Linked DNA regions of Mus musculus: region 2 is linked to region 1. A link is a loop called in an ENCODE intact Hi-C map of the cell type or tissue named here. Cell type or tissue: heart. All regions are shown on one strand. Each heading gives the region's core, and the rest is flanking DNA. Links, peaks and the distances in the headings are about the cores only.

The links. Peaks named below come from ENCODE experiments on the same cell type or tissue, not always from the same donor. Only the 100,000 strongest peaks of a DNase experiment are listed, where the experiment ranks them.
Region 2: it touches region 1 in a loop (5-fold over the local background); 13 of 42 quality-filtered maps call a loop at or near these places.

The regions. Positions count from the first base shown.
Region 1 is chr7:103,866,953-103,879,965 of GRCm38, forward strand. No RefSeq gene overlaps it. Among named protein-coding and RNA genes, the nearest start is that of Olfr66, 8.8 kb to the right of the region's middle. RefSeq lists enhancers at 1-716, 1-612, 1,307-4,242. In heart, for the core only: CTCF peaks have their summits at 6,309 and 7,698 (motif pointing left); no DNase peak of the experiment used is centred there; H3K27ac peaks cover 2,234 bases.
Region 2 is chr7:103,785,632-103,798,644 of GRCm38, forward strand. Olfr67 (olfactory receptor 67) reads right to left here and starts at 6,199. Exons shown (of 2, transcript NM_013619.3): 1 at 6,130-6,199; 2 at 1,581-2,752. The coding sequence starts at 2,644. The coding sequence ends at 1,682. RefSeq lists a silencer at 7,346-8,272. In heart, for the core only: a CTCF peak has its summit at 7,444 (motif pointing right); no DNase peak of the experiment used is centred there.

The sequences.
Region 1 (13,013 bases), core at 2,989-10,988:
GGAGGGGCATTCCAAAATCTCAGTCACCGAGGAAAACAATTTACAGAAAGTAACCATGCCTAGTTTAGTGTAGAATAGTATAGAGCAATGAAGTGCAGACTAGTGTAGAGAATAGAGTAGTGTAGACTAGTGTAGTGTAGAGTAATGCAAAATAGAGTTGTGTAGTATAGTGTAGTGTAGAGTAGTGTAGTGTAATGGAGAGTAGTATAGTGCAGAGTAGTAAAATGTAGACTAGTGTACACTAGTAGTGTGGTTTAGTGTAGTATAGAGTAGTGTAGACTAGTGTAGTGTAGAGTAGAGTAATGTAGTGTAGTGTAGAGTAGTGTAGCATAATGTAGCGTAGAGCAGTTTAGAGTAATGTAGCTCTTGACTTACCCATTCTTCATATTTTGTAAGGTCTCTGAAGTTTCAAAATGCCCCAAATTCTTACATGCTACAGCCTTGGTGTTAGAGAAAGAATTACAGTTCCTACTTAATTCAGAACTAATTGTCCTGTTTCTCTATTAACATCAATGTATCCATTTAATAATCTGATTTATCTCAACAAAAAGCAAGGGACAAGCCTTCCTCTCTGCCTTGTCCTATGGATGCCATTTGGTATATGATCAAGCTTAGAAACAAATGTGGTTTTTTTCCTATCAATGGGAATATGGGACTTCATCAAAACCAGCACTTTGCCTGGCGTGGTGACACACACCGTTAATCCCAGCACTCGGGAGGCAGAGGCAGGTGGATTTCTGAGTTCGAGGCTAGCCTGGTCTGCAAAGTGAGTTCCAGCACAGCCAGGGCTATACTGAGAAACCCTGTTTCGAAACAAACAAAACAACAACAACAAAACAACAACAAAAAACCAAAAAAACAAAACAAAACAAAAAAAACAAAAACAAAAACCCAGCCCTTCTGGAACTTCTCACCAGGGGTGAAAACTATTTATCATAAGCATGAAAGGAAGCTCGTCAGTTTTCAACTGAGCCTTTTTTTTCCAGGTAATTCTTTTTGTCTTTGGAAACAATGGTTTTATTCACATGGTTTTTACGTATGTATATATCTTTAAATAATATATAACATTATTTCAAAAGCTTTAATGCAATATTTAATTGTATATTAGTACATGTGCTCTTCCACTGTCTTCTTATCTCTTTATTTGGGAAGTTAAAATTATATTATTTTCCCTTTACTTACCTCCCTTCATTACCTATCACACACCCCTCCTAAGTGTATATAAAAAATTGTCTGCCTGTCATGAATCTCCCAAAGAAATCCTAAGTAACATACTGAGTTAACTGGAACACAACCATTTTATATTGGAACATTAAACACAGGGAAGGCCTTTAACACATGTTAAACATAAGCCAGAAAACCATAGTCTTTAGACTCATGAAGATAATTAATTCATGGAACATGATCATGTATATCCAGTACACCATCTCCACTTAAGATAGTCTATCTGGCCTTGAGTAAATGGTGTGATATCCTCTGGATCTGGAGTCACAGGGTGTCATAAACTACCCAGCATGGGTGCTAAGAACCAAACTCAAGTCTTCATGGAGAGCAGCAAACATGCTTAGACTCTGAGCCGTTGCTTCAGTACCATGGTATAATTTTACAATAATTTAGGAAAGTAGAGTGGAGAATCAAAAACACATTGTGTCAGGGCCAGTTAATGTGGTTCACTAGATTAAAGCACGTTCACACAAGACTGATGAGCTCGGTTCATGCCCAGATTCCATGTTAAAAGCTGGATGCTGTGGTGTTTATCTGTAATTTCAGCACCTCTGTGGTGAGATGGTAGGAAGAGACAAAATTGCCATCAAAATTCATACACTAAATACACTAGAAAACACAGACCAGCAGGAATAAGAAAGAACCTGTTTTGGCAGTGGGGAAAGACAAAACTGAGTCCAAATTTTTACTCTGATCTGTACACACAAGCAATGATATCACATAGACTACGAATAGCAATGACAATAATTGGCACAATTAATAGAGCTTAAAACTTAAATTCCAACATCCTGAATAGTAAGTGGTATAAAGTAGATAAATGTTTTAGAAAAAGGAACTGGAAATTCACTGGAAAATGAAAGAAGAGTAGTTGAGAGATGAATTTAAATCCCACCATTTGTATGTGTATAAGTGCCTGGATATACTAGGGAAAACTAACACTGCTTTCTTAACTGTAATAAAATAAGAATATTAATAGCATTTGCTTTAGATAATTAAAAAGTAGTCAATGAGGTCATTTACCCAAAACAGTTTTAGTATTTTCATAGAATGAGCCTTCAATAAATATTAATTTTATTATTAGTGTACTATTTAAAAACAAATTAGAATAAAGTGTGTCCCAAAAGAATTATTATATATAAGTACAATTAAGTAATTAAAATTATTATATATAAGTACAATTTTAGCAGCCAATATTTCTGGAGCATTTACCATATATAAGGCACTACTGTAAATGCTGTATAATTAACCCAAACAATTTTCACAATAGTCTTAACAGGTTTGTTAAAAGCCTATGGAACATTGGGAGTTGGTTTTAATACTATGTCCATTTGTGAGGGGACAGGGGAAGAGTGTAATAGTGTGAGAACCCCAAGGAGTCAATAAGTACACCAAATGTCTGTGGGCACAGCAGGGGAGCTGCACATGTGAATTCTCAGCAGCTGTGACAGCATCCATGAAACCAGAATAAATCCAAGACAGACAAAATGCCAGAATAGAGAGTATGGCACAGAGTCCCACCCCTAGTTATAGAGCTATTAGCAATCCTTAGCTGCCAGGAAAGGAGGGGGTCTCTAAGAGGATAGAGCCCCTGGTAAGTCAACCAGGATCCAACAGAAGACCACACCTCCAAGAATATTTTGAGCAGCACAAATTGTTCTTGTTTTTTGTTTTGTTTTTGTTTTTTTTGTCTTTTTGTTTTTAATGGCATAAAGTTGAGTGAATAAGAAGGCAGCTATCAATCTGAGAACAGTTGGGAGAGTGAAGATAGCCAAAAAAAACTGTATAAGACTTTCAAAGAACTAACAAAACAATGAAAAAATTATTCTTAGAACTCTATAATATGAAATGACAAATAACAAACTGGAGAAAAACCATATAACATATGAAGGAAACAAAGCATATGGTAGTTAATGAGAACTGCTGAATCTTCATAACATCACATGATCTGATGAGAATCTTGACCAATGTTCTATATGAAACTTCTGTGAAACAAGGGTTGGAATTTCAGAAATGACCCATCGGAAATTAATATGTGTGGGAGAGGGAGTTATTTTCTTAAGTTATATGACAATAGAAAGAGGGGGTCATCTTCTCTCCTCCACCGTGCAAAGCACCCACGTATCTAGTGCTCAGTAGGTTTGGTGTACCGAGGGAATTTCACTAAATAAGAAAAATCTTTGGGCAGGCTGCCTGCCAGTAGAGGATCTCAAACTCAGGGACCTTCCTGGTGTGGGAAATGAGGCAGTTTATACATTTAGTTGATGTAATATATGTTGAAAAAGATCTCTCAAGAATAATTTACTAGTGGCCTTTACTTTCAGAAGAAGAAACTAAGGGTCAAAAAAGTCTAGAGACTTTCGTAATGATATTACATTTATCATGGGAATTCCTGAACTAGGATGCCTAGCTCTTGCCTGGCTGGCATGTGCATTTGCATGAAGTTCCTGCCTCTAAACCTGCTCATCATGAGAGAAAGAGCAGAAGGAATTAAATATATGCACACACACATACACACACCAAAACAAAACCCTTCAAAGTGGTTTCCATGGCACAGTCTGGGCTGTACAGACATCTAGGTGTTTCTTTAAAAATAAGCATACAACTTAAATATACAAAAGTGCAAACTGCTGTTTGGCAGTTGGAAAGCCAAGGCTCTGAGCCTGGCTTCCTGGTCCAATAGATAATATTATCAGAGTCTTGGCAGGATCTCACTCCCCTTGCTGTGGGTGGGAGGATCTCAGACTAGTAAAGGGGTGGGGAAAGCCATCTCATTCTGACATTGCTGCTAGATGTAAGAGAGGGCAAATTGTTCATGATCTGAAACCTTGAGACATGGTTACTGTCACCTACCAAAAAAAGAAAGAAAAAAGAAAAAACAAAAAACCAAAAAACAAAAAATTAAACATACAACAAAAAAACCACAAACAAACAAACAAAACCCAACCAACCAAAAACAAAACAAAACAAAACAAAACAAAAAACACTGAGTGGTCTACATGCACCCTCCACGTCTATTCTTAAATAAAAGAGATTAAAAGTTCTTTTCACTGAATGCAGTTCTATCCCAAATCTCTCTCACACAAACACACCTGAAAAAGTGCTTCATTCTTTTTCCTAAACTTGATAATGGACTTGTCATAACAACTTAATTGCATTTATGTCAGTTCATAACATTTGATTTTTGTGGCTCTGAGAAAATTATATTCTAGTGAGTAAATACAATTCAAATTAAGGCATTAACAATAATAATATCTTTGAACCTGTGCTTTCTGTCAAATATAGAAATACTAGAACTGGAGAGTGATGGCTCAGTGGTTAAGAGCACCTGTTGCTCATGCAGATGACTTGAGTTTGGTTCAAGTACCAGTGTGCTAGCTCACAACTGTCTGTAAGTCTAGTTACATGGTATCCAATGCCCTCTCTGACAACCATGGGCACTAGTTACACCCATGTATACATACAACACTCAAACACATAAAAATATGTAAATAAATAAGTTTAGAGCATAGAAATACTATAAAATAATCCAATGGTTGTGAGCAACAATGAAATAATGTATAATAACATCTTTAGATGACATGTGGCATAAAAATTCAGGAAATACATTGAAGCATTTTACTTTACTCTTTTAATCTTGTATATTCTTTGAGAATTTCAAATACTAATAATTTTTAGATCATTTGCCTCTCTAATTTCTCCAATTCCTTTTGAATATATCCCACTTATTTCCAAATTATTGACATATTAGTCATTAATTATTACTTTATAAATAATGCAAATTGTGTATAATATATACAAGTTTATAAGCACATCTAACTGAGATCATTTAGAGATGTTGCAATGTGCCTAAAGTTGCCCATTTCAGACTGGCTAAGCAATCAAGAAACTCATTTAATTCTCTCTCTCAACAATCATTAATTGCCAGTATATGTGCTTCGATAGGTGATGTTAGTGCCTGATTCCGGGTACTACCTTGGTGATTTGGAGAAACCACACATCATTTATATACGCCAAAATGGGCTGGAGAAAGTATTGGATGTAAATCAAAATGTAGTTTTTATAACCAAAAAAATATAAAGACACTCTTTTCCTGTCAATGACAAACATTTGGTCTTTCCAGCTGTTGGGACTATGAGTGAGTGACTAATAAAAGGCTTGCAGATGCAGTTTACCTGTGGCAAGGCAGAGGTCCTGGAAAGAGCAAGTGTCTCAAAGCACAGCCTAATGGGAAATTACTACAACAGGTTGACAGTGGCCTTATGTAAAAAGCACCAACCATTTGTCTGATCTCAAAAAGGAAATGATTTTCAGGGTTACAGAAGGCTGGAGAAGTTTTAATCTATGCCTTTGAAGTATGACTCGCTCTCTTCCTTGTTGACCATGTTTAAAACTCTTCTTTACTCCCAAGGCCGGTAGTATTTGGATTGAGTTGAATGTATTTACAAACATGTATAAATATATTGCAAAGTTTGGATGTCTGGTGTAGCGGGGAAAAAAGGAGACGTTGAAACCTGTGCTCTGTCCATACTCTAGTGAAATGTTTTAAAACAAACCACCTGTGAAGCTAATGTGTCAAAAATTGTTTTCATGTCTTTTGATTAATTTTTATATCTAATATAGATTAGAGACCATTGAATTAAGTCAAAGGCAGATACTTCAGATCAATAACAGAGGCATTTTATATGAAGAACACTAAATGGATGCAGAGTTCATTTATATTTATAGATTCATATAGAATATTTATACATATCACAGAAATAAAGACTATGCATTCATGAAGAGGTGGGAGGCATGAAAGGAATTTGGGAGGAAGGGAAAGGTGAGATGATGTAGATATACTAGTCATATGTGAAAGTCTCAAAAACACATTAATTTTTAAACAAGGGGGTTAATTTTAAAGACCTACATTTATCATCATTTACCTATTAAATTTCTACCACCTACCTATCATCTATTTGTCTATTTATCATTTGTCATTGATTTTTTTTTTGTGAACATGAATTCAAAGTTTATAATGCAGTATAGCAAATGTGTACTCAACTCTGAAGAAGTGGAAGTTGTTGGAACAAAAGTGAACACAACTTTGCTGCCCTCTCTCGTCCTTCTGCTATATTGCAATTCTCCTTTTAAATTATTCTAAATTAAATGTATTCTTTTAAACATCCATTCAAGTATATAATGCATTCCAGTTACTGTCCCACCCATTCATTCTGTCTTGTCTTTCTCTGAATCTCATCAGTACCATCTCCTCACATTGATATCCTCCTTCTTGGTTTTGAGACCTGATGAGTTCATTCAGAACTGTCTGTGAGATCATGGTGTGGAACGATCTGCTGGAGTCCTGTGGTCTCAGAAGTGAGGATACAACTGAAGGCAAGGCTCTGTCAGAGCTTGGCATAACTGATCATGGGATCCTTTGTTGGAGACCCTGTTCTCTCTTTGTTTCAGCATTTCACAAAAATCCAATAACAATAATCCCCAAACACACAGCAGAACATTGACATATTGGGAGGGTAATATATGAAAAGAAAATCAAAACGGTTTGAGTTCAGGCCTTTGAAAAATCCACAGCATTAGACAACTTAATCACTTTTGTGATTCATGGAATTCTCCAGCCCAATATTAGAATAATATTTTGTGACTCCTAGTGTTAAAACATAAACTTTGTGATATAATATAGAACAACCTTGCACAAGTTAAGAAATTTCAATTTATTTCAACATTATTTTGACAGTACCTACTGTGTGTCAGTCCATGTGTTTGTTGAAAGTTTTAGGTGTATCATCTTAATCCTCACAAATGTTTACAGTGTTTTGTTTTCTTTTTCTTTTTCCAAGTGAGTAAATTACAACTTAGAATATTTAAAGAACTGGATGTAACTGGAAAATCAGTTCATATTATAAAACAATACAATAATATAGATTCATATAGCAACTATATCTTTTCAGACATACTCCTCTATCCAGAGGGTGGTAGCCTCAGTTACCCGACATTAGTTCTTAGTATATTAATATATAGTATATACTTCTTGAGAATTGGGAACATGAGGAGACTTGTAGGGGGAGATAGATGTGGGGGGTGTAAGAAAAGGAGGGTGGTTAACAAAGAACCCAGTACTTAGTTTGCCTCTTGGGAAATGTCTCTTTCTACTACACTAAGTTAAAAGTAACTTTTCTCTTTCTGCTTTTCTAAAATAAAGACTGCCTAACACTTAAAAATCATTTGAAAGTTTCTGGCATTTGCTAAATCCAAGGTGATATTTTACTGATTTGGCTTTAAGTATTGTAAAGAGGGAAGTACTGACATATTCTCAGAAGACATTGTGGGGAATAGAGAAGGTAGGCAGAACGTGCAAGTGTCCTGTTCCTCTACCATGAAAATGACGCCTACTGGCAAGTGGTCTTTTCACCATTGTCCTCGCTGGAGAATCCACACACCTAGGTCTGTAGGCTCCATAATAATTGTCTTCCCTCTAGTGGTGAAAACGCCTCATTCTTTTTCTCTAGTTTTGTCAGATATGAGTCAGTTAATAGAATCTACTAATAAAAGCAAGCCATCTCGAGTTTTGTCATTGATTTTATTGTTGTGATCAGCATTCAAGTTCTCATCCTTCACTGATGACCACTCAGGCCCCTTCATGTGCAGACTGACAGGCTGTGGCATATTCAACTGGAAGAAATTCCTCCTGTTTACTGTACTAAAGTGAAACTGACACAGCCAAATGAAGCTTTACAGATACTTTTCAAATAAGGAAACAAAATCACCTGCACAGTGTACACAAAACAGTTATTTGCAATGTTTATCTCACCACAATAATAAACTTCTGCAGAAGGCCACATCAATTATTAATCTAAACATAACTTGAGACTAACAGGACCATGACCACATGGAAGCAGGAGAAATAGGGTCAGTAATAGGTTCAAGAAAAGAAAAGTCGTTTGAACTAGCATATCACAGAACAGATCAGAAAGGTACAGTAACAAATGTCTGCCACACCAACAGGAGAAGTGACTGTTAATAAGGACAACTGTCCACGTGGCAGATTAAGTCTGTAAAAGAAGGACTCTCAGAAGACAAAAGAGATCCACCCCATAATCAGCTTCCAAACGCTGACACCATTGCATACACTAGCAAGATTTTATCAAAAGGACCCAGATGTAGCTGTCTCTTGTGAGACTATGCCGGGGCCTAGCAAACACAGAAGTGGATGCTCACAGTCAGCTAATGGATGGATCACAGGGCTCCCAATGGAGGAGCTAGAGAAAGTACCCAAGGAGCTAAAGGGATCTGCAACCCTATAGGTGGAACAACATTATGAACTAAGCAGTACCCCGGAGTTCTTGACTCTGGCTGCATATGTATCAAAAGATGGCCTAATCGGCCATCACTGGAAAGAGAGGCCCATTGGACACGCAAACTGTATATGCCCCAGTACAGGGGAACGCCAGGGCCAAAAAAAAAAAAAAAATGGGAATGGGTGGGTAGGGAAGTGGGGGGAAGGGTATGGGGGACTTTTGGCATAGCATTGGAAATGTAATTAAGGAAAATATGTAATAAAAATAAATAAATAAATAAATAAATAAATAAATATTTTTTAAAAAAAAACCCCATTTATGGGAAACATAGCAAGAGTGAGTCCTAAGACTGTTGAACTGGTGGGCACACAGCAATTAAGAATGTACATAAGTGTGACTCACTTTGCTAACGTAAGCAGTTTCTCCCACAGTTTAGATGTGTGTTCCTGTCACAGTCCGGGGCTGAAAAGTCTCTTTAGGAGGAGAGCCCAGCATAACTGAATTAGTTATCTGGTACATGGAAGGAGGGAGGAAGAAAGGGTGATTGTGGACAAGGGAGGTACTCCACCTTGGCCAGGAGCACATCATTTTTAACATTTGCTTAGTCAAACTTAGACACATGAACTGATGATAATAAAGAACAAAGATTTCAGTGATGGGTTTTGTTCATTGTAATCATAGTCACAAGGGCTATCAAGACCCTGAGCTCCTAAAATAAAATCAGAAAAATTTATACCCTGAGCTCCTAAAACAAAATCAGAAATATTTATGTCTTTCACAAGCACAAGGAGTTACATATTTATAGTTCTTAAGTAGTAGAAGTCAAACTATAAATGCCCCCAAAATGAAAATTTACCTTATTTTCTAGAATGTGGACGCCCTCACCCTAAATATCTATTTCAGAATAAATACCGTAGGTTTTAAGAAAAATTTTATCAAAAACAAAATACAGAGTTGTGGAGCCCAGCAGCAATGGAAACATCTACAAAAGAATTCCTACACCTAAGACACTGTGGAAGAGCAGGTGGAAAGAGTGGAAGAGACTAAGGATTATGGACTTTGCTTTGAGACTCTCTCTCCTAGTGATGTCAGAAGTGTCATCCATAAAGTGTCGCCAGCACAACTTCCTAAACAGTATCTGAACAAGGAACAAAAGCTAATATGGACTCCAAAGTGGACTGGAGTAAACTTATAAAGCCTCTGCTCTACCCAAAGAAATAAGCAGGCAACAAAGAAGCACTATGAGGCCTCCTACCTCTCCCTATAGAGTTTCTCTAACCCCTTCAACTGTCATCCATTTTATTGTGGAGGTTAGCAGAAATGTAGAGCTCCATTTGAGGTGTAATGAATGACTGAATATGTTACTGTTTCTCTTGACCAACACAAGAAAGTAGATTGGTCCATACACTATTTCTATAGATAAATCCACCTTGTCCTTTTTTTTTTTTTTTTTTTTTGGATAAAATACTTAGCCTATGTAAGTCACCTATATAGGGACCAAACTCGTCGTAGTAATGAAAAGAAACTTGAAGGTTCTCCTGAGAATCAAAAACTGAAGTTCTTAGAATAAAGATTGGCAATCACCATCATTCTATTATATCCTAAATTCACATGACGCTGTAAACTCTGTTTGCTTTACTATACTTTGCTGTTACGGTGGAGGTGAAGGCTAATGCATCATGATAGTGCCTAAGTTTAGCCTCTAATTAATTTTTCACCTTTTATTTCTTGCTCCTCATCTTTCAACAATGCTCTGAATTCAGCTGGTTAGTGAAGATAACATTTGATGCTGAAGCAGAGAGGCATGGATAGACTATCAGAGAAGTCAAGGCCAGTGAATACAGCAGGAGAATCTGTCTGAAGCCAGATAACATGAGTACTTTGAAAAGGTGTCTCAAAAGATAAGAGACCGAAGAAAAGGAGAATGAAAAGTGTAACTCTGTCAAGATGTAAGTGATTTCAATAAAGCACATGAATAAGAAGAATAAACTAGAAGGATTTGAAAAAATGAGACTATTGAGCTATTTTGGCAAAGAAAATGTCTCAGGGATACCTATAAGAAATGATAGAAGTTAACACTAATAGGCTGAAAATAATTGGGCAATGGCAAATAATGTACATTCATGTGTGGGATGCCTTACTAAAGAGCAATAAACAATTAGCAAGCAAATCCAGGAACTCTACTATATCCCAAAAGCACCATGTTGGGCGAAAGAAAATAATTGTCTTTTACATCATTTCTAGTTTTGTGGTACAACTTGCTTGACCATCTAAGGAATAATAATGACTTCTGTTATAGGACTTAGCACTGGATGAGTTCTTTAACTAGTAAGTGGCATCTAATTTGGAGTGAAGGATCTGTGCTATGTCCATTTCATAGTGTGCTATTCAAGAAAGGAACAGAGGTAAAAGATTGAGAAGAAAACAGGTACAACACCTATGCCCTTGTTTCACAATGGGAAACCAGATGTCTGGAGAATGTCACATGTCTGCAGATGTCTACTCTCACCATCCTCACACAAATGAGTGACAGGCATGTCCATAACAGACCACATAGGAGAAGGGAAGATTAGGACTCAGAAAGGGAATGTTTGGATGTTTGGTAAATTGTTCAGAAATGTGAGAATAAAAGAAAAATTCAGATTCTAAGTGGTATGAATGGAAATAAAAGGAATAGCAGTCTTTGTTATCATGTTTAACTTGCTGAGTGTCTCAGCGCCTTACCATCATGAAACAACTGTAAACTTGCAGGATTCTGGACAGCTGAGTGTCATATCAAGGATCTGTTGGCCTTTAGTAAGAGGTGATGAGTGATCACAAACATGAACTGAAGGGGTTCATGCAAAGCCTTTGGAGAACTGACATAAGATAAGAGTCTGACATGAATGCTATACAACTAGCCAAATTATACCCAAAAATTATTTTAAAACATATAATATTATTTTGGGAGATTATCTCTGAGAAGACTTTAAGCTGATGGGGAAACAACTTGGCTTAGCAGACTCACAGGAGTGATAGAACAAAGCCTCTGCCTTCATGGAGACTAGGAATGTGACACTGGGATCAGAACAAAGAACCTCTGTGTAAGGAACTGGGCATGGGGTGGTGCGTGACCATGAAGATGAGGATTGTGACACTTGGCTGAAAGACACTCCTGTTGGGAATAATATCACTTTTACCGCGCAATAAGTGACTTTATACATGATCATGTCTATGCTGTTGGCTTAATAGTGTAAAAGGATTTTCAAAATAATAAATTACTTATTTTTGGATGGATTACTAAATTTATTCATTTTTATTGGATATTTTCTTTATTTACATTTCAAATGTTTCCTGGTTTCCCTCCCTCCCTCCCGGAAACACCCTACCACATCCTCCCACCCCCTGCTTCTATGAAGGTGTTCCTCCACCCATCCACCCACTCCCACCTCCCTGCCCTTGATTCCCCTACACTGGGGCATCTATCGAGCCTTCATAGGACCAAGGACCTCTCCTCCCACTGATTCATGACAAGACCACTCTCTGCTACATTTGCAGTTGGAGCCATGTGTACTCCTTGGTTGATGACTTAGTCCCTGGGAGCTCTGGGGGTGGGGAGCGGTCTGGTTGGTTTATATTGTTGTTCTTCCTATGAGGTTGCAAACCCCTTCAACTCCTTCAGTACCTTCTCTAACTCCTCTATTAGGGCCCCCATGCTCAGTCCAATGGTTGGCTGGTAACATCCGCCTCTGTATATGTAAGGCTCTGACAGGACCTCTCAGGAGACAACCATATCAGGCTCCTTTCAGCATGCACTTCTTGGCATCCACCAAACCCGGGCACTATAAATTACTTTCTTTTTCTCTTTTTATTAGATATTTTCTTCATTTACATTTCAAATGTTATCCCCTTTCCTAGTTTCCTCTCTGAAAATCTCCTATCTCCTTCCCCCACCCCCTGCTCCCCAACCCACCCACTCCTGCTTCCCAGCCCTGGCATTCCCCTTTACTGGGTCATAGAATCTTGACAAGACCAAGGGCCTCTCCTCCCATTGATAGCCGACTAGGCCAGCCTCTGCTACATGTGAAGCTAGAGACACGAGTCCTACCATGTGTTTTCTTTGGTTGCATATGCCAACAAGATTTTGCTGACAAGACCCTGATATAGCTGTCTCCTGTGAGACTATGACAGTGCCTGGCAAATACAGAAGTGGATGCTCACAGTCATCTATTAGATGGAACACAGGGTCCCCAATGAAGGAGTTAGAGAAAGTACTCAAGGAGCTAAAGAGGTCTGCAGCCCTATTGGAGGAACAACAATATAAACTAACCAGTACCCCCCCTCCCCGCCCCAAGAGCTCCCTGGGACTAAACCACCAATCAAAGAAAACACATGATGGGACTTGCATCTCTAGCTGCATATAAATTACTTTTTAAAACATAGATTATGTGTTTCACTTAAAATTATATTTTATTAAAGTTGATTTACTAACAGAAAATGATTTTAAATAGTCAA
Region 2 (13,013 bases), core at 3,194-11,193, 81 kb before region 1:
CATTTAATACACTCTTATCAAATCAGAGATACACTCATGGACTCCCATTAATATGCGTGAAAGTTATGAAATTTGTCATCCTTTAATGATGATATCTCTCTTAACATATTGCGCAAACAAGGAAAGTTTCCCACCAAAATAAAAGCCAACTTAGCTAAGTATGTGAACAATATGATAGAGTATAGATAGGTGACGGGCTCGACCTCACCCTATGTGAGGATTTTTTGGCAGGTGATGACCATTAAGTGAAAAGGAGTTGAGTTTCATCAGCAGTGTGGCCCATAGTACATTGCTTTATGGTTAGAGCTATTTGTATTCTGTCTTCTTATGTTGCAAATAATACATAAAGGTTCATTTTTTAAAATTTTTAAAGGTTCATTTTTAAAAGGTTCAACTTTTAAAAGCGTTTGGTATTTGTGAGTCTGGTGTAGAAATGTGAAAATGCTTGTGCATACATATGGACAAATAACTGTTTGTACACACACATATTAACAACCTCTGGCCAGGTTTCATGAGTTCTATGATAAAGTTATAAAGCTCACTTCCAACTTCTAAATGCTGTCTTTTATATATATCAGGACTTTTTTTTAACATTGTCTTAAATTCTTTAGGTTTTTAACAGAAAGGGGAAGGATTTTTAGCAAGTTAAATTTTGGTATAATGTGTTCATGCACATGTATTTTGTCTGATTAAATCCTATTTCAGTGGAAATTTCTAAACTAATATTCCAATGAAACTTCTTTTGAATTTTCTTTTTAACTATTGGGCATGGGACTTTCCAGTCATTTACTCTTACAGGAGCTCTGCTGACACCAGCATGCTCCCTAGTATCTTTAAACTAAAGCCCCAACACATATGTGAAAAATTACAGCTTTTAGAAAACTAGGGTGATATTGACAGTTAGCTTTATTTTAGTAAATATGTTTAACTTATTATTGACAACTTACTTAATGTATATATTGTATAAGTTTATACTTTAAAAGTGGCTTTAAATAATTGTATAGATGTGTGTGTATATATGTATGTATATGTGTATATATATATATATATGTGTGTATATATATATATGCCTCGAAATATATATATAGTTACAACTGCAGGCAATAACAATAGTTACAAAGGGCAGGTGTATCTCCATGAAACCTACTCTCAAAAGAATAGAACTCATGAAATATCAGGTAATCTTAAAATAAATGATTTTAGAGTTACTAATTTAGTATAAGAATTGCATTGACAAAAATAACTATAGTATAAATGCTTCATTCTATTACCTCATACATTTGCTGATGGGCAGAGAAATGTTTTACACTTCAGCAGAAAGTGAGATCCTTTGAAATATAATTACATTACAATGTAATAATTCTCAGAGAATTAATGAAAATAGTTTTAAGATATTCAATGGTTTTCTGTTTTTACTTTCTTTACATAAGAAATTGTATTTTCACGGTTATCTATATATAAATATAAAGTAATTTGAAGTCCACACTAATAAAATGTCACTAAGATATTTTTCCCCCACTCTCTGTATGTATTAGTTAATATTGTGAAAATTTTCATGGATATTATCCTCTTGAAAGTGAAGCACTCTAAATAATAAATCTCATTTATTTCTATTCTCACAGGGATGACATTTAAAAGAGTTTTCTTTGGGAATGTGCTATCTTTAACATCTACTGTCATGTTAACATGTACTCACTGAGGAGAAAAGGAAAACCACTCGATCTTGGATCTGCTTGGTCTTCACACCATAGATGATGGGGTTAAGCATTGGGGGCACCACCACATAGAGGTTGGCCACTAGGATGTGGATGTGGCGAGGAACTGTTTTGCCTCCAAAGCGATGGGCAAAAAATGAAAAGAATGCAGGAGTGTAGAATAAAAGAATAACACAGATGTGGGAGCCACATGTGTTGAGGGCCTTGTATCTGGCAGCCCAGGAAGGGATTTGAAAAACAGTGCGAAGAATCATGGTGTAGGAAATAATGATGAGTAGTATATCTAGCCCAGTAGACAGGAGGGCCATTGTCAGCCCATATATGATGTTGACAGTGATATTGTCGCATGCCAATCTGGCAATGCCCATGTGCTCACAGTATGAATGGGGAATTATGAGTTTCCCACAATACAGAAGTCGATATACCAGGAAGATGAATGGAAAACAGATGAGAAAGCTTCTGACCACAGCTGCTGTGCCAATCTTGCCAATGACTGAGGAAGTAAGGATGGTGGTGTATCTCAGTGGGTAACAGATGGCCACATAGCGGTCAAATGCCATGGCCAGAAGAATAGCAGACTCTGCCACAAAGATGAAATGTATGAAGAACATTTGGGACACACAACTACCAAAGGATATACCCCTGGAATGAAACCAGAAGATAGCCAGCATCTTGGGGGCTGTAGCTGTGGAGAGCAGGAGGTCTGCTAATGCCAGCATGGAGAGAAAAAAATACATGGGCTCATGCAGACTGCGTTCAGTCACTATCAGGAAGATTAGGAGGACATTGCCTATGACAGCCACGATGTACATAGAACAGATGGGGATGGCTATCCAGGAATGTAGATCTTCTAGTCCTGGAATTCCAATCAGAACATACCACACATCCTGTGGATTGGTGTAATTATGAAAGGAAGAGGCCACCTTCATTGTATACACAAATCTTGGCTCTTTTACACTCTCACTACAGCATTAACGATTGAGGAATACAGCCAAGGCTGGATGAGGTCTCATCATATTCTTCCCCAATATTTGCATCTGTGTGAAAGCATTAAGGAGAATTAAATTGTCTAAATATGCACGCTGTTGATCAAGCAATTAATTATTGCCTCTTGAAAGAAATGGTTATCATTTAATAAATATTTAATATGTACTCTAGCACTTTACATATATAAGCTTATAAAGTTCTTATGGTGACCTACTAGAATGGTCTCTGTGTTAACCTATAGCATCCACACTATTATTCACATGGACAGAAAAGGAAGGGTCCATAAGCTTTGAGTCTCTTTCCACAGAACTCATTTAATCAAAAACTCAGACAGAGAAAATTTTAGCTCTAATCTTAGTCATCTTCATCCATATTTCAAAATCAAACTAGACACAGAATATGTATGCCATAAAGTCTCTCACTCATCATATTCCTGAAGAAAACGGATATGAAATTGAGATTTGTTACTCATAAAATAAAGTTTGATAAGGTAGATTTCAAACATTATAGCATAACATGCCATCTTCTATGTTTAGTGATCAATGAATTGATGCTAAGCCTTGTATTAGCCATTAAGATCACAAAAATGAAGTAAATATATCCCTGTCTGCCTACTACCTAACTCTCAAAAATCTGTGTGAGATTTTAAAGATCTGAACTATTTGAAATACCAGATTTTACTGGGCTCTGAAGTGAACAAGACTACTATGTAGTCAAATTTTCTTTTACAAAAGCCAACTTAAGTTTCTATTGGAAATTAGACAATATACCTTTGTATTATCAAGTTCAGAACATAAGCAAATGATGATAGCTATAAATCAAATATATCCTATCACAGTAAAGAATGCATAGTTCTTTAATAAAAAGAAGAAAGGTGGCTTGCTGGTTACAAGTTTTACATGAGGGAATAAAAGGAAAAGGCAATACATTGCCAGACTAAGTGCACAGGTACATGCGTACATGTGTGTGTGTGTGTGTGTGTGTGTGTGTGTGTGTGTGTGTGTGTGTGTGTGTGTAGGTAACACACAGCATAGACATCAATATGTGACTGCAAATTGATAGGCAGGTCCAAAATTTTCTCAATGCAGACGGCAAAAACTTTATTCCCAAAATGGCACATGGAGTTACAAAATGATTATCAATCTACTTAATAGAGAAAACCCTTTGCCAACTGTACATCCAACAGGAAATTAGTACTCTGAATATGTAAAGAGCTCAAGAATCTAAATAGGGTAAAAGAACGTCATCACTTAAATATATGGGCTATTGGACTGAATAGACAGTGGTCAATAGGAGAAAGGGGGCAATGTTTGAGAAAGTGTTCAACATTCTAAGCCATCAAGAAAATACAAATGGAAACTGTTTTAAGGTTTCCCTGAATCTCCATCAGATAACTGATACTTTGACTTTCACAGGAAAGTGAATGCCACTTGTGACTAATATGTTAAGCAAAGGAAGCCAGAATCAGAAATACAAATATTGCATGTTTCCTGTCATATGTAGAATATCAGTTTAAATTTGCATGTAGATATATGTATGCTTATAATATGTAGGTCATCAAAATAGTGGTATTGTTCATAGATAAGAGAATGAAATGCATGTTAATCTATTGAGTCTAACAAAGAGTCCAAGTTCTGTAAGATATTGATATCAGAGGAAGCATGTATCATTGTAAATTTATTTTTATTTCCAAACTTAAATAAATAAAAAATAGTGGAGAAAGAAAATGGAGGAAGAAAAAAATAGAGTTAGTATTATGAAAGAGGAGTAAGTGATATAAAGATAGCAGAAATGGTGTTAAAAAGATTGTGGAATAGCTATGTCAGGAATATATATGGAAACTTTTGGTAAGACAAAAGGACCCGACTATGTGGGATGCGGAAAAGCAGGGGATAGGAAGGATTATACTTAGCATACAATGATATAGATGGAGCTGCATATAATGATATAGATAGTCAGAACTAAATATAATAGTAGAGCTGGGTAGATAAGTTACAATAAAACACATTTGTGTGTGCTTAACCAAAACAATAACTAACAGAGTACCAGATGCTTTTTGTACCTTGATTCCACTACAATTGTGTCCTGTCCACTATAATTAAGCGTCCTAACTGTGCACCAAGGCACTGTATTGTCGCCACCTTTCTTTGTTACTATATGCAAAGTTACCTCCTTTATCTGATTGAAATATTAGGCACTTCTTATTTAATTACAGTTAAATATATAAGGCAGTGTCTGCCTATATGACTTTAGCATAAATTGGCATGAAGCTCTTTACAAACAATGGACATTTATGGATCTGCCCCCTTCACATAAACCAACCAGTGAATGGGACTTAGCTGGGAAGTAGAACAATCTCCATGGGGGGAGGGGAAATCATGGTGTAAAGATGTAAGGGAGGCAAACAGATCCTTCAGATTTTCCCTGTTGGTGGGAAGCTTTAGCCATCACTAATCTTTTATTTTATTTGTCTTGCACTGTGGGATTAAGATTTGGAATTAATTAAAATGTTGGTCTGTGCTCTTTGTAAAATGCACTATGACTGTATTGATTGCACAGTCCAGCTGAACCTGCACACAGTTGGACCTGAGCACTATCCACTAAGATGTACTTGGCTGTGTGCAGAGACTGTTACTTACTTGAATTTTAGTTCTCTTGCTGATAAATTACCTAAAAATTTAGCACCATTGTAAACCCATTCTCTTGTTAGGACTTCAGGATAATAACTACAAAAATCACATAAATCTCTATTTATTGCAGCAACAAATGACATAAGAGCACACATAAAATTACCAACATTAATAATAAAATCAATGTTAATTTAAACAATTGTTAACTTTCTGGGCTTCAGATTAAATCTGTTTATAACATAATCCTCAAACCAAGACACATTATCTTACCCTGGCTATAACAATCAATAGTCTAAAAATATCAATTGTGTTTATAATAGTCAGTGAAGGAGGCATCGCTTTAAATTAGACGGTCGTTCCTACCAATATAAGACCATCATCACTTTTCAGAGTTAACATCTCCAAGTCTCCGTTTTTTAAATACACATCAGGACTGGTACCTGATGTTATAAGGCTCTATATATTTATGAACATGTTCTTGAATTCATTCTTGAATATATAAGGTTTGTCTTTATTAAAATGTTTAAACAACTAAGCTTTATTTTAACCACTGGAAATTTATCACACCTATATTCAAATCCTGGTAGAAAAATAAGAGACTATTGTATAAATACAATATAAATATGGAAACATTGTGACTGATGACTAAATCTCTCAAAATAGAACTACACCACCATTGCAGATCAACTTGACTAAGTTAGGTGTTGTACTCTTATGGGTCAGAACTGCAGAAAACATGACTTAAGTTTCTTCTGTCATCTGCTTCAAGCTTCCTTTGAACATAACTTTGCACTTACTTGTTTCTGTTTAAAATCTGAAGACATTTAACAGGAGAAAGAGTAAAAGCAAGGAGATTCTATGAGCCTAAACAACAAATCTGGATCATTTATTTATACCTCGTTTTAGACATCTCTTGGGCCCTAGACGTTTAGCCCAAGAGCATTGAGTTGTATCATAGAAGAAATGTCCAGTACTGGCTCCTCTCTTGAGAACTTTCCTCCTCCTCCTCCACAGTCTGAGAAACATTTCTTCTGGTTAGCATTTCCAGACAGTAAAATTGATACATATTCCAGTTTTTTTTTTTTTTTTTTTTTTTTTGCATGTCAGAGATTTGTACTAGCACAATCGTATCCTGTTCCCTGGAGGGATCTACTGTAACAGGTTCTAAATACCATTTAGGGAGGAAGTGCTGAATGAGTTTTTGAAGCCACTATAATGAGTTCCTTTTTTTAAAATCACATGTTCCTTCAAATCTTAAGTCTCTTTGTCTTTCCTTCTGTTCCCTAGGTTACATGACAGAATTATTCAGGATTAGAAGGGTCCAAAGATGCAAAAAGATGACATAGAAATCTCTTTTGACTTTTGAGTAACATTTTTTTATTATTTTAGCTTCTTATTATTTAGTTAATTAACAATTAATTAAGATATTAATTTTTGTTTTTGTAAAGTGTGTCTGTATGTGACTATATGTTGCATGGAGGTAAGAGGCATCAGGTTCCCCTGAACCAGGAGTTAAAGGTTATTATGAGCTTCTATTTTGTTTTGTTTTTCAATTTTTTATTAGATATTTTCTTCATTTACATTTCAAGTGCTATCCTGAAAGTTCCCTATACCCTCCCCCGACCCTGCTCCCCTACCCACCCACTCTCACTTCTTGGCCCTGGCTTTCCCCTGTACTGGGGCATATAAAGTTTTCAAGACCGAGGGGACTCTCTTTCCAATGATGGCCAAATAGGCCATCTTCTGCTACATATGCAGCTAGAGACAGGAGCTCTGGGGTACTGGTTAGTTCATATTGTTGTTCGACCTATAGGGTTATTATAAGGCTAATGTGGATGTTGGGAACTAAACCCCAGGCATCTCTTTAGCCCAATTACCTAGCTTTCTTATAAAGCCCAGGATTACCTGCTTAAAGATGGGTCCTCAGTGTGCAGGGCTCTCCTTCATCAGTTAACCATCAAGGCAATCTTCCAGAGCAATGCACACAGGCCAATCTCATCTAGTCCATTTCTCAATTGAGATTATCTTCTAGGATTACTCTAGGCAGCCTCAGGTTGTCAACTAAAGCTAACTGGGATAAACTGTATCACCACCTTTTTAAGGTCATTTCTCTAATGATCCTGTTGCATACCAGTAGGGGGCAGAAGTGTTCCGCTGATTTCCGCCCTCCTCCCCACCCCCCCACCCCCCTTATTCAAAGATGCATGAAACAAGCCTACTTCTAAAAGTGATCAGGTCAACTAGGGTTTTGGCAGCGCTGAAAATATAGATAAGAACCTCCTACAAACTATGTGGTAATACCAGACAGCACAGTTAACCACAAACTTAGGAACCTTGCTATCAATGCACATGAATAGTATGCCTACTCATTTTTTAATGCTCTCTTTTTTACTCATAGTTTCTCCATTAATTTATTCACTGCATATTTCATAACATATGCATAAAGAATATCCTAACCTTAACTTTTCTTAAATTCTAAATCTAAATCTAATTTTAAATTCTAAATCTTAAATTTTCTATTTAATATTATTTTCTAGTTTAATATTTTAATTATTATTTAATACTATATTTAAATTATTTCATATTTTATAATACATAGCAACATAATAAAGTATACATGAATAGTTCACCTATTTAATTGTGGCCTTCTAAGGTTTCTGAGTAGCTGCCACCAAAATTTCAACTATTTAATTGATATAAGACAAAAATAGTCACTTTCAAGTGAGTTTTGTTTTGTTGTTTAAAAAATCTCCCATTATTTATGGGACCACAAAAAAATAAAATCAATCATAAAGATGACTGTAAATCAATAAAGCAGAAAATAAAATGACAAAAACTCATCTTTTAAATGTATTTCTTATAATTTCTGGCAAATAATAATTGTGTGTTTTATGTAATACACTGTATCCATAAACTATAGAAAGAGATAATCCAGCCAATTAATTACCTACCATCTCACCAAGTTAACTTTCTTTCTTTCTTTCTTTCTTATTTATTTATTTATTTTGGTTTTTTTTTTAGAGATAGGATTTCTCTGTGTACTCCTGGCTGTCCTGGAACTTACTCTGTAGACCAGGCTGGCCTGGAACTCAGAAATATGCCTGCCTCTGCCTCCCAAGTACTGGGATTACAAGTTAACTTTCAAGTGATGATAAAGTCCTTTTTTTTTTTTTTTAAGAAAATAGATGGAAATAGAGCTCATCATGCTAAAAGATAAGTCATATTGGAAGACAAGTGTGATATGTTTTCTCTTATATGTGGAAAAAGGAAGAACATCAAAATGGAATATTACAGAATGGGGGGGGAGGGGCTATATGCCACCATCAAGCATAATGAAGCTCCCAGGCAAGCTCCAGCTCCATTTCTCTGTGGCCTACAACTAGAGTGTGAGGCATCTTCATCAAGAGACGTCAACATCTCGGAAATAGCCTGTACTGGTTGGGGACACTATTGCCTGTGCTCCACGTCTCCCTGACCAGTAACTGACAGGGAAGCAGCCCACACCAGCACTGGAATGAATAATCTACCTAATTTCATACCACAGATGATCTTTAATCCCACACATACTGTTAGATCCCTTCAATCACAAAAATTCACTCCAACTTAAAACATACAGATGGAACGATTCATAGCCAAAGAAAGAATGCAGCCTTTGTCTTCCTGGGCATGAGGTACCTTACGTAGTAAAAACAGTTTCTAGTACAATCCATTTTGCTGAGATTTTCAAAAATTCATTTTTCTTTTTAGGTTATTAAAATCTGTGTATGTATGCCATATTGTCATTATCCCTTTTCCTGTGATTGGGCATCTCAGCTGATTCCATTTCCCAACTATTGTGATATGCAAGCATTCCTGTGTTGGATATAAATCCTTTTGAGTGGTGCAGCTAGGTCCGAGGGTAGGTCTGGTTTGAGTTTTTGAAGAATTTGCCCACTGGTTTCCATAATGTTGTATTAGTTTTCACTCCCATCAGTAGTGAACAGGGCTTCCCTTTCCATTTATCCTTCTTCATATTAGCCTTCATTTGTTTCCTATGATAGGTGACTATTTTGGCTACAATGAGATGAACTCTCAAAGTAGTTTTGTTTTACGTTTCCCTAATAGCTAGACACATTGAATAATTTTCAAAACATTTATAGGCCACTTAAATTATTTTTTCTTTTCAAAATCCTTTGTTCCCCTTCCACTCCTTCCACCTGGTCTTTGCTGCTAGGGTAGACTCCTAGTTGGTCTGCTCCCATGAAGACTCCATATTCCAATCCATCCTAAAGTACCCACTGTACTCACAGAAGTTGGTAAGAACCTCCCCCACCCCCACCCTCACCCTCACCCCCCACCTCCTAGTCCAGGGCTGCTGATGGGAGCCTGGTGGACTCTGGACTCATCACTCACCAAAAAATCTGCCCTCTCGAATACCACTCTCCTTCCTTCCTTCCTTCCTTCCTTCCTTCCTTCCTTCCTTCCTTCCTGTCCACCCCTTCTGCCTGTTCCTTGCTGCTAAGGCTGACCGCCTAGTTGGTCTGCTCCCGTGAAGACTCCATATCCCAATACATCCTAGAGGACCTGCTGCACTCGGAGCATTTGAGGACCTGCTGCACTCAGAGCAGTTGGACCCTCTGCACTCAGAGCAGTTGAGGATCCACTACTCTCAGAGCAGTTGAGGATCAGCTGCACTCAAAGCAGTTAGACAACAGCTTGACTGCTCCATTGAAGAATCAACAGTCTGAAGGCCTTTCAGGAAGTCAACTGTAGCCAGGGCAACAGATAAGTAGCTTCTCTGCCCCTGTGAAAAGGCCCCAGTTGGAAGGCTCTACAGGTGGTCTGATACAGCCAGAGCCACAAGCCTACCAGGGACAAAAGAGACAGACTCAATAAAGTCACCCGGATCAACAAACACCATGGATATTCAGATGGTGAAAGGCAAACATAAGACCATAAGCAACAGAAACTAAAATATGTGGGCATCATCAGAGCCCAGATCTTCCATCACAGCAAGCATTGAATACACGAACACACCTGAAAATCATGAATCTGTCCTAAAACTCTATCTCATGAAGATAATAGAGCCCTTTAAGGAGGATATCAATAACTCACCTAAAGAAATACAGGAAAACACAGGTAAACAGGTGAAGGAATTGAATAAAGTGATCCAAGACCTAAAAGTAGAAGTAGAAACAATAATGAAAACACAAATGGAGGCAAGCCTGGAAATGGAAAACCTAGGAAAGAAGTCAGGTGTAACTATTATAGATGTAACTATTACCAACAGAATAAAAGAGATTGAAGAGAGAATCTTGGGTGTAGAAGATAGGGTAGAAGAGATTGACACAACTGTCAAAGAAAATTCTAAACATAAATATTCCTAACCCAAAGCATCCCGGAAATTCAGGACACAATGAAAAGTCCAATTCTAAGGATAATCGGAATAGAGGAGAACGAAGATTACCAGCCTAAAGGACCTGAAGAAGTCTTCAACAAAATTATAGAAGAAAACTTCCCCAACCTAAAGAAAGAGATGGGCATAAAGATACAAGAAGCCTATAGAACCCCAAATAAATGGAACCAGAAAAGAAAATGTTTTCATAGCATAATTATCAGAATATTAAATGCACAGAGCAAAGAAAGAATATTAAAAGCTGCAAGGCAAAAAAGGCCAAGTAACATACAAAGGTAGACCTATCAGAATTACACTAGACTTCTCAACAGAGACTATGAAAACCAGAAAAGCCTGGTCAGAGGTCATGCAGACTCTAAGAGAATACAAATGCCAGCCCAGGCTACTATACCCAGAAAAACTCTCAATCAACATTGATGGAGAAACAAAAATATTCCAGGACAAAACCAAATTCAAACAGTATCTATCTACCAGCCCAGCCCTACAGAGAATCCTGGAAGGAAAACTCCAACACAAGAAAGATACCTGCTGGAATTTTTAGGGTCACTTATATATACTATCATATCATCTGCAAAAAGTGATATTTTGACTTCCTCTTTTCCAATTTGTATCCCCTTGATCTCCTTTTGTTGTCGAATTGCTCTGGCTAATACTTCAAGTACTATGTTGAAAAGGTAGGGAGAAAGTGGGCAGCCTTGTCTAGTCCCTGATTTTAGTGGGATTGCTTCCAGCTTCTCTCCATTTACTTTGATGTTGGCTACTGGTTTGCTGTAGATTGCTTTTATCATGTTTAGGTATTGATAGTATATATAAGTGACCCTAAAAATTCCACCAGAGAACTCCTAAACCTGATAAACAGCTTCGGTGAAGTAGCTGGATACAAAATTAACTCAAACAAGTCAATGGCCTTTCTCTACACAAAGAATAAACAGGCTGAGAAAGAAATTAGTGAAACAACACCCTTCTCAATAGCCACAAATAATATAAAATATCTCGGCGTGACTCTAACGAAGGAAGTGAAAGATCTGTATGATAAAAACTTCAAGTCCCTGAAGAAAGAAATTAAAGAAGATCTCAGAAGATGGAAAGATCTCCCATGCTCATGGATTGGCAGGATCAACATTGTAAAAATGGCTATCTTGCCAAAAGCAATCTACAGATTCAATGCAATCCCCATCAAAATTCCAACTCAATTCTTCAACGAATTAGAAGGAGCAATTTGCAAATTCATCTGGAATAACAAAAAACCGAGGATAGCAAAAACTCTTCTCAAGGATAAAAGAACCTCTGGTGGAATCACCATGCCTGACCTGAAGCTTTACTACAGAGCAATTGTGATAAAAACTGCATGGTACTGGTATAGAGACAGACAAGTGGACCAATGGAATAGAATTGAAGACCCATAAATGAACCCACACACCTATGGTCACTTGATCTTCGACAAGGGAGCCAAAACCATCCAGTGGAAGAAAGACAGCATTTTCAACAATTGGTGCTGGCACAACTGGTTGTTACCATGTAGAAGACTGCGAATCGATCCATACTTATCTCCTTGTACTAAGGTCAAATCTAAGTGGATCAAGGAACTTCACATAAAACCAGAGACACTGAAACTTATAGAGGAGAAAGTGGGGAAAAGCCTTGAAAATATGGGCACAGGGGAAAAATTCCTGAACAGAACAGCAATGGCTTGTGCTGTAAGATCGAGAATTGACAAATGGGACCTAATGAAACTCCAAAGTTTCTGCAAGGCAAAAGACACCATCAATAAGACAAAAAGACCACCAACAGATTGGGAAAGGATCTTTACCTATCCTAAATCAGATAGGGGACTAATATCCAACATATATAAAGAACTCAAGAAGGTGGACCTCAGAAAATCAAATAACCCCCTTAAAAAATGGGGCTCAGAACTGAACAAAGAATTCTCACCTGAGGAATACCGAATGGCAGAGAAGCACCTGAAAAAATGTTCAACATCCTTAATCATCAGGGAAATGCAAATCAAAACAACCCTGAGATTCCACCTCACACCAGTGAAAATGGCTAAGATCAAAAATTCAGGTGTCAGCATATGCTGGAGTGGATGTGGAGAAAGAGGAACACTCCTCCATTGTTGGTGGGATTGCAGGCTTGTACAACCACTCTGGAAATCAGTCTGGCGGTTCCTCAGAAAATTGGACATAGTACTACCAGAGGATCCAGCAATACCTCTCCTGGGCATGTATCCAGAAGAAGCCCCAACTGCTAAGAAGGACACATGCTCCACTATGTTCATAGCAGCCT